2 separate regions of the Homo sapiens genome follow, and region 1 is linked to region 2. Evidence: chromatin contacts called from ENCODE Hi-C data. All regions are on one chromosome and are shown on one strand. Each heading gives the region's core, a stretch centred on a gene start or an enhancer-like site at or near the end of the contact. The rest is flanking DNA. Distances are from core to core; before and after follow the strand shown. Region 1 holds the start of CLASP2 (cytoplasmic linker associated protein 2). Region 2 holds the start of CCR4 (C-C motif chemokine receptor 4).

What was found. A loop is a pair of places that touch in the nucleus more often than their neighbours do. Pooled maps may share reads with other maps.
Region 1: a loop to region 2 is called in a map of endothelial cell of umbilical vein, with 7 times the contacts of the local background. The contact joins the promoter of CLASP2 here to the promoter of CCR4 in region 2. A Hi-C loop is called at or near these places in 2 of 168 maps with a recorded cell type or tissue (endothelial cell of umbilical vein and naive thymus-derived CD4-positive, alpha-beta T cell) and 13 of 50 pooled maps.

Annotation. Positions count from the first base shown.
Region 1 is chr3:33,716,064-33,720,083 of GRCh38, forward strand. CLASP2 (cytoplasmic linker associated protein 2) reads right to left here and starts at 2,191. Exons shown (of 39, transcript NM_001365631.1): 1 at 1,745-2,191. The coding sequence starts at 1,939. RefSeq lists a silencer at 1,923-2,262 and an enhancer at 2,463-2,552.
Region 2 is chr3:32,949,830-32,953,824 of GRCh38, forward strand. It overlaps CCR4 (C-C motif chemokine receptor 4), which reads left to right and starts at 1,815. Exons shown (of 2, transcript NM_005508.5): 1 at 1,815-1,861; 2 at 3,543-3,995. The coding sequence starts at 3,594.

The DNA of each region.
Region 1 (4,020 bases), core at 941-3,440, 770 kb after region 2:
TAATACTTTCGTGGAGGGAATTGCATAAATGAGGAAAACAGGCAATTTATCTATTCTAACAAGGAAAAAGGAAGATTATATGGTCACAGCTACAAGGAAGTGTATAGACAGGTGGTGGGAGACTATGGCAGTTCTCTTCTGACTGCTGAAATTGTCTTGGGCTACATTATCTAGTGAGGAGCATGGAGAAAATACGTAGTGAAAACAGAAAAGAACCCGGATGAGACCCCTGATGGATTCTAACTCTTAAAGAACAGTTAAAAACACAGCACCGAGTAGAAGTAGGGCTTAGAGGCATAACAGAAAACTAGCATACTGTGGTATCACAGAATATCAGCGTGATTGCTCAACTGTCATTCACTGAGGTACATCTGAGGAGTGAAATGGCCCAAAGCCAATTCACAACAGCCCGTGTAGAAGATGGCACACCAATCTTAACTTCGGAAGGGGTGCAAACATTACCAAAGCGCTGTCTTTCTACAACAGTCTATGCTGTAGCATAAAATCAACTATCTTGAGTGTGAATATGTATATGCCTTTCTTACAGAGTAAATTTAGCTTGTTTCTTCCAAAGAAATAATCTCCCAAATGGTAATGATATATTATTAAATTACCTTTTCCCCAAACGTTTTAAAAATAATAATCAAGAGATGGTATGTAATGAAGCATCGACGTGGGTAACTCTCAAACTTTATTGTCCTTGTAAAAAGTCTAACCTTTCCAAAACTCATCTGGGCTTTACCATTAAATCTGCGTCATAATTCTAGAGTTTGTCTTTCTTCTCTTTTTGAATAAAAGGTTTCAAAGTACAGCCTATTCGCTGGATCATGAGAATATGTTACTAAGAAGAATCACTTCATCCATGGGAAGCTGCAGTCAGCATTTTAAAGCAACACTGCCACCAGAAGACAAGAAAGAAAAGTAACTACTAACGACTACGGGGCAAGTTAAATACAAAATATTTACCTGGCCTCCCAACGCGGCTACATTACACCCTGCCTACCACCAACTCTTCAGAAAGGCTCATTCTTTCTCGCACCTCATCTTTGTAACTTTTTCCCCCCCAGCATTAGCCTATCTACTAAGACACATCAACCTAAAATCGTATCCTAATGTCCTATCTGTTGGTCTGGGTAGTGTTTACACAGGTGAACACAAATGTCGAAGTCTTTCACTGATTTTTTTTTCAAAATAAGTGATCAACATTGTGTCCTAGTAACTCCGCAACGTGTCACGGAATCGCTGAATTTGTCATTGTCCACAAGTGTAGAAAAATGTGGTCACAAGTCAGTCCTCGGCTCGCGTACGAAGAGGCGGTCTGCCCAGTGGGGACGCGGGACCCCCCTGTTTCCCCTATTTTTATTTATTTTTTACTTTTTTTGAGACAGAGTCTCACTCTGTCGCCCAGGCTGGAGTGCAGTGGCTCGATCTCGGCTCACTGCAACCTCTGCCTGCTAGATTCAAGCGATTCTCCTGCCTCAGCCTCCTGGGTAGCTGGGATTACAGGCGCCCGCCACCACGCCCGGCTAATTTTTGTATTTTTAGTAGAGACGGGGTTGCACCATGTTGGTCAGGCTGGTCTCGAACTCCTGACCTCGTGATCCGCCCGCCTGTGCTTCCCAAAGTGTGTTTCCCCTCTTAAGCAGTGGTTCGGACGGGAGCTTTCCCGGCCCGGCGCTCGCGTCCGGGATTAAAGGGCTGCCGCGGAGGGCGTGACCAGCCCAGCCTCGCCGCCGTCGCTTACCCGGTAGTTGCTCGAACCCACCCAGCCGGTGAGCGCGTCGACTGTCTTGCCTAGGCGGCCCAGGTCCTCCTCCAGGTCCGAGATGGCGCCGGGGGCGCCAAGGTAGAGCAGGAGCTCCTGGCCGACCTGCAGCCGGCCGCCGACGTCCTTCTGCTGCACCTGGGCGCAGAAGTACTCCATGCTGCGGGGCTCCATGGCTGCGGCCGCCCGCCCGCCTGCCAGTCTGTGAGCGGCCAACTTTCGCCGAGAGCCGCCCAGCCTCCAGTGCGGGTCCCCGCGGGAGCGGGCGGGACTCACTTAGCCCGCCAGGGGCGCGGCTTGCGGGGCGCAGCGGGCGGCGGGAGGAACGCCAAGCGCCCAGCCGCCCCCAAACTAGTCAAACTCGGCGCCCCCCGATCCCCAGCCCGCTTCAGAGGCCGCGGCCGCGGGCGACGTCAGCACGCGCGTGACGTCAGCACGACGCCGGCGAGGGCCCTCCAGTCCGGCTAGCGTTTTGCTGCGGAGGTGGTGGAGGTGGCTGCGGAAACCGCTGGGAGCGATAGGACCTCTAGGGAGACTTGGGGTCCGAGTTGGGCCGAGCCCCCTGGGAGGCGGGCCGTTCTTTGCTAGCCGCTGTCAGGGCACCCTGCCCTCGCCCTGTGAAATGTGGAACGTTTCCAAGTTTGCCTCCACTTGTATTCAACACTTAGGAAAGTACTTGGCATCCCCCTTTCCCGCCCCCACTGCCGGTTTAAAAAAAAAAAAAAAAAAGAATACACTCCTGACTTCTGCTTCCAGCCACCACCACAGTCACTGTGTAATACTTAAAAAAACAAAACAAAACAAAACTTAGGTTTGCCTAAAGTAAAACGCACAGATTTTCAGCGTACACTTCATGAGTTTCGGCAAATGTATTCACCCGTGGAACCGCCACCCCAGTGAGGGTACAGCACGTTTCCAACACCCCAGGAAGTCCCAGGACACTTCCCAATTATCTGCTCTTCCCTAGGCAATTCTAATTTGATTTCTAGCATGGTAACATAGTTTTCCCTGTTCCTGAACTTCATACAGTCTGTGCTTCTTTGGAGTCTGGTTTCTTTTAGCATAACGTTTGGGGTCCATCCAGCGCTGTTGGTGTCTCAGAAGTCCATTCCTTTTTATTGCTTTCCATTCTGTGGAATCACTACCATTTGTCGATCCATTCACTTGTTGGTAGATATTTGGGTTGTTTCCTATTTTTTATAATTATGAATAAAGCTGCTACAACGGTTAGTGCACAAGTTTTTGTGTGGATATATTTTCTTCTCTCATGGGTAAATAAATACCAAGGACTGGCATTACTAGGTCTTGTAAGTTGTATGTTTAACTTTAGAAGAACCTGCCAAATTGTTTACCAAAGTGACTGGATCATATTAAATCCCCACCAGCAATGCTTGAGAGTTCCAGTTGCTCCACAATATTTGATATGGTCAGGGTTATTAGTTTTAGCCATTCTGGTGGGGGTAAAGTTGTCTAATACATTCCAAAAGCACACTGTGTTTATCTTCTTGACAATTATTCCCAATCACAACAAAATGATTATTTATGTAATATCTTTCTCTTCTAATACACAGAAAGCTCCAGGAACCTTTGTGTTTTCCTAGGGTGGTGCCTAGCAAATAATGGGTGGCCAATTTAAGTTAAATGAGTGAATGAATTCAACAAAAATTGATATTTGAAATATTCACAATAACTAAGAATAAACAAACTCAAAATTCAAAGAAATTGACTGTTTTCTGTGTTCTTTTTTCAGTATTTCTGTGTTTCACATTGTATTGAGTTTGTAAAGTTTCTTCCATCTTTAATTGGTTGTAATTTCCCTCAGACTATGCCTCAATCAAGTAAACTATGTGTGATGGTTAATTTTATGTGTCAACTTGACTGGGGCAAGAGATGCCCAAATAGCTGGCAAAACATTATTTCTGAGTGTGTCTGTGAGAGAGTTTATGGAAGAGATTATCATTTGAATTGGTGAGCTGAGTAAAGCAGATGGCCCTTCCCAATGTCAGTGGACATCATCCAATTCGTTGAGGCCTGAACAGAACACAAGTGTGGAGAAAGGCCAAATTCACTCTCTCTGCTCGATCGGAAACATCCATCTTTTCCTGCTCTCAAAGATGGGTGCTCCTGGTTCTCAAACTTTAGTATTCAGACAGAAACTTATATCATCAGTCCTCCAATTCTCAGGCCTCCAGACTAGGACTGTATTACACCACCAGGTTTCCTGGTTCTCCAGCTTGCAAACAGCAGACATGAGA
Region 2 (3,995 bases), core at 565-3,064:
AGGCTGAGGCAGGCAGATCACCTGAGGTCAGGAGTTCAAGACCATCCTGGCCAACATGGTGAAACCCCGTCTCTACTGAAATACAAAAAATTAGCCGGACATGGTGGCGCGTGCCTGTAGTCCCAGCTACTTGGGAGGCTGAGGCAGGGGAGTTGCTTGAACCCGGGAGGCGGAGGTTGCAGTGAGCTGAGATCATGCCACTGCACTCCAGCCTGGTGACAGAGCAAGACTCCTTCTCAAAAAAAAAAAAAAAAAGCCAGTAGTAACTCCCTCCCACCCCAAGCTAAAATGTCTCCAGATATTGCTGTATGCCTCAAGGAGGCAAGGAGCCTGAGTTGAGTGCCTCTACTCTCTACTCTAACTCGTGCATTCTCAGTAGAGGCAATATTGCCCCCAAGATAAAACTTGGCTCTTGGAGGGAGAAAAATTTCATACTCATTTTATGTATAAAGCACAGATATACATACACTGTATAAATAGATATATGGTATGTTTGTAGCATTAAAATTTTATGAGGGAGTGTTAGGAAAAAAAGTCTCAAAAGACTCCTTGGGGCAAGTGATAATGAAAAAAAAGAAGGGGTTCCCTAACACCATTCTAGCTCAGTGTTTTAATTTCTATTTATGCCAATTCCTTAGAAAGAATGATCTTTATGGCTCTTTTAAGCTGAATCAAAGAGCTAAGCAACAGTTGAAACACAGGGAAAGCATCTGGAAGTTGCCAAAAAGCTGAGGCTATGAGAGACTTAGGGCTCATGTCAGCCCCTCGCTTATGACTGCTACCCACATCCAAAGTGAAGATCAAGACCTCAGCCAAGACCACTGCCAATGAAGCTCCGCAATCCCCAAGCAGAAGGCGCTTGGGTGAGGGGTCTTCCTGACTCAAAAGGACTTGAAGCTATGTTGCCAGGCCACTTCACACTGGTTTGAGGCCATGTCAACTATTGAATCAAAGAATGTGGTTGGCTGATGCCTTCCAAGTCACTCACAGACACATACATTTGGACAAATTTTTCTCTTCTCTCTTCTTGAATATCCTTTTTCTTGACTATCTCTGGCCTTCCTTCTCACCCTGGCCTCTCAGATCCCAGTTGTCAGGAGAACATTGCACATCTTGATTGCTGGCCCCTGCATATCCATGATGAGAAACTAGCAAACAGGTTGCTGATCCAAAATGTAGAGATCATTGCTACCGCATATGGCCAGTTAAATGGAATTTTTTTTTTTAAACTAAAAAGCGAAAAAGGAGTGGCTGATTCCTGTAATCCCAGTGCTTTAGGAAGCTGAGGTGGGAGGATTGCTTGAGGCCAGTAGTTCAAGATGAGCCTGGGCAATATAGCAAGACCCCTATCTCCCCAAAAATTAAAATTAGTCAGTCATGGTGGCTTGCACCTCTAGTCTCAGCTACTTGGGAGACTAAGGCAGGAGGATCACTTGAGCCCAGGAGTTCAAGGTTACGGTGAGCTATGATTGCACCACTGAACACCAGTCTGGGTGACAGAGTGAGACCCTGTTTCTTTAAAAAAATCTCTTTTTTAAAAACCAACAAATACATTTTTGTATTTTTAAAAAAACTAAAAATCTTTTTTAAAAAGAAAATGACTTCATTTTTTTTCTTAATCTTTTTTTGGCACATCTTCTTGGCCTTCGGTCTTGGGAAATGACTAAGAATCATTTTCTGCTTCCTACTTCTATCAAAAAACCCCACTTGAACTTAGTACAGTTGGGTGAGGGAGATAACTCGTGCTCACAGGAAGCCACGCACCCTTGAAAGGCACCGGGTCCTTCTTAGCATCGTGCTTCCTGAGCAAGCCTGGCATTGCCTCACAGACCTTCCTCAGAGCCGCTTTCAGAAAAGCAAGGTAAGCAGGGACGGGGACATTCCCAGGGTCTTGGGTCGCACACTGCTTTCTGGACCTGGCTGAGATGCTCAGGCCCCTCACGAGTCTAGGGCTTACACTTGGCACCTACCTTGCAGCCCACACACCTTCTACCTGTCCCCACACCCTCTGAGCCCTCATCTGATGGGCACTAATTTATGCAGGACTCTCTTCCTGCACACATCTGGCCTGAGTCCACATGCCCCAAATAAATAGATCATTTTCATAAAAAATATACACTTGTCTGCTTCTTGCTTCTAGCAAGACTCCCAGGCAAGAAATACCACACACGCAAGGCCTACAGAATAATTCCAGACACTTACCAGCTGTGTCTCCTGGCTTTTTGTTCTCCTGATAATTTCCTAACTCCTCAGCCTTGTTTATGCCTTTCATTTTCACTGGTAAAATGGTGGAGAAAGACTAGAATTGTTAGTCATTCAACAAACTTTTTTGGAGACTCTGTGATGTAACAGGTGTTCAGTATCTATTTGCATGAGTAAACCAAAATCTTTTTTCTTTCTTTTTTTCTTTTTCTTTTCTTTCCTTTTTATTTTTTATTTTTTTTGAGACAGGATTTCACTCTGCTGCCCAGGTTGAAGTGCAATGGTGCCATCATAGCTCACTGCGCCTTGAACTCCTGGGCTCAAGGGATCCTCCTGCCTCAGCCTCCTGAGTAGCTGGTACTATCAGCACGTACCACCACACCCAGCTAACTTTTAAAACAATTTTTTGTAGAGACAGGGTCTCCTTATGTTGCTCACGCTGGCATGGAGCTCCTTGGCTCAAGTGATCCTCCCTCCTCGGCCTCCCGACGTGCTGGGATTATAGGCGTGGGCCACTGCACACCTGGCTTCAAAAGCCCTTTCTTGAGAAACACAGTTTGGGCATTGGGTGTGTGGTGGTGGGGGTGTGGGGAGAGATCGAATGTGAATTTACTGACGAATGTGAAAAGGATTTTAACAAGGAATGTGAGGGTCCCACAAAAGCCTCAAGAAGGAAGCAAGGGAGTGGCCTTGAGTCGGAAAGCCCTTCAGCCCTGAATTGCTCTGATACACATGTCAGCATGTGATTAATTTTAAGAAGATTTCAACCTCTTTATCTGCCAATTTAGATAGGAAGTGAAGGTGGTTGGGGAGGTAGAGGTTTTATTTCTGGCTGTGATGTGTGTTTTCTAGATCCATCAGGTGAATTCCCACTCTAATAGGATTCTGTGCGTAGAATTGATTTTTACGTGCAGTTTGATGATGATCATGATCATATAAAATACACCCAATTGAGAATTGTTCAACTGATTTTGTCATCCCTGAAAGTGATTTCAGTAACCCCAGACTATGAAATATCTTTTTGAAACACATCCTCAAAGAACACCTGCTTGAAAGGGGGTTTTACGATCCTCACTTACAAATGAGAGAACTGAAGCTCCTGGCAGAGAGGTAAGAAAATTAGTGAGTGCCCAAGCTGGAATCTGAAACAAATCTTTCTGCCTCCAAAGCCCAAAATTATTTCGTCTGGCTGCAGGGCCCTGTGAGTAATCGAGCCCTTCATCTTGGGAAAGGCATATACAGACCTGGAGCAAAACAGTACGCAGCCATGCTCTGCATTTAGCAATACTTTGGTTTATTTTTGTTCTCACAGAAATCTCCTTTGCTCTTCCCCTCATTAGCTGCTTCTGGTTGGGCCCAGACCTGCCTTGAGGAGCCTGTAGAGTTAAAAAATGAACCCCACGGATATAGCAGACACCACCCTCGATGAAAGCATATACAGCAATTACTATCTGTATGAAAGTATCCCCAAGCCTTGCACCAAAGAAGGCATCAAGGCATTTGGGGAGCTCTTCCTGCCCCCACTGTATTCCTTGGTTTTTGTATTTGGTCTGCTTGGAAATTCTGTGGTGGTTCTGGTCCTGTTCAAATACAAGCGGCTCAGGTCCATGACTGATGTGTACCTGCTCAACCTTGCCATCTCGGATCTGCTCTTCGTGTTTTCCCTCCCTTTTTGGGGCTACTATGCAGCAGACCAGTGGGTTTTTGGGCTAGGTCTGTGCAAGATGATTTCCTGGATGTACTTGGTGGGCTTTTACAGTGGCATATTCTTTGTCATGCTCATGAGCATTGAT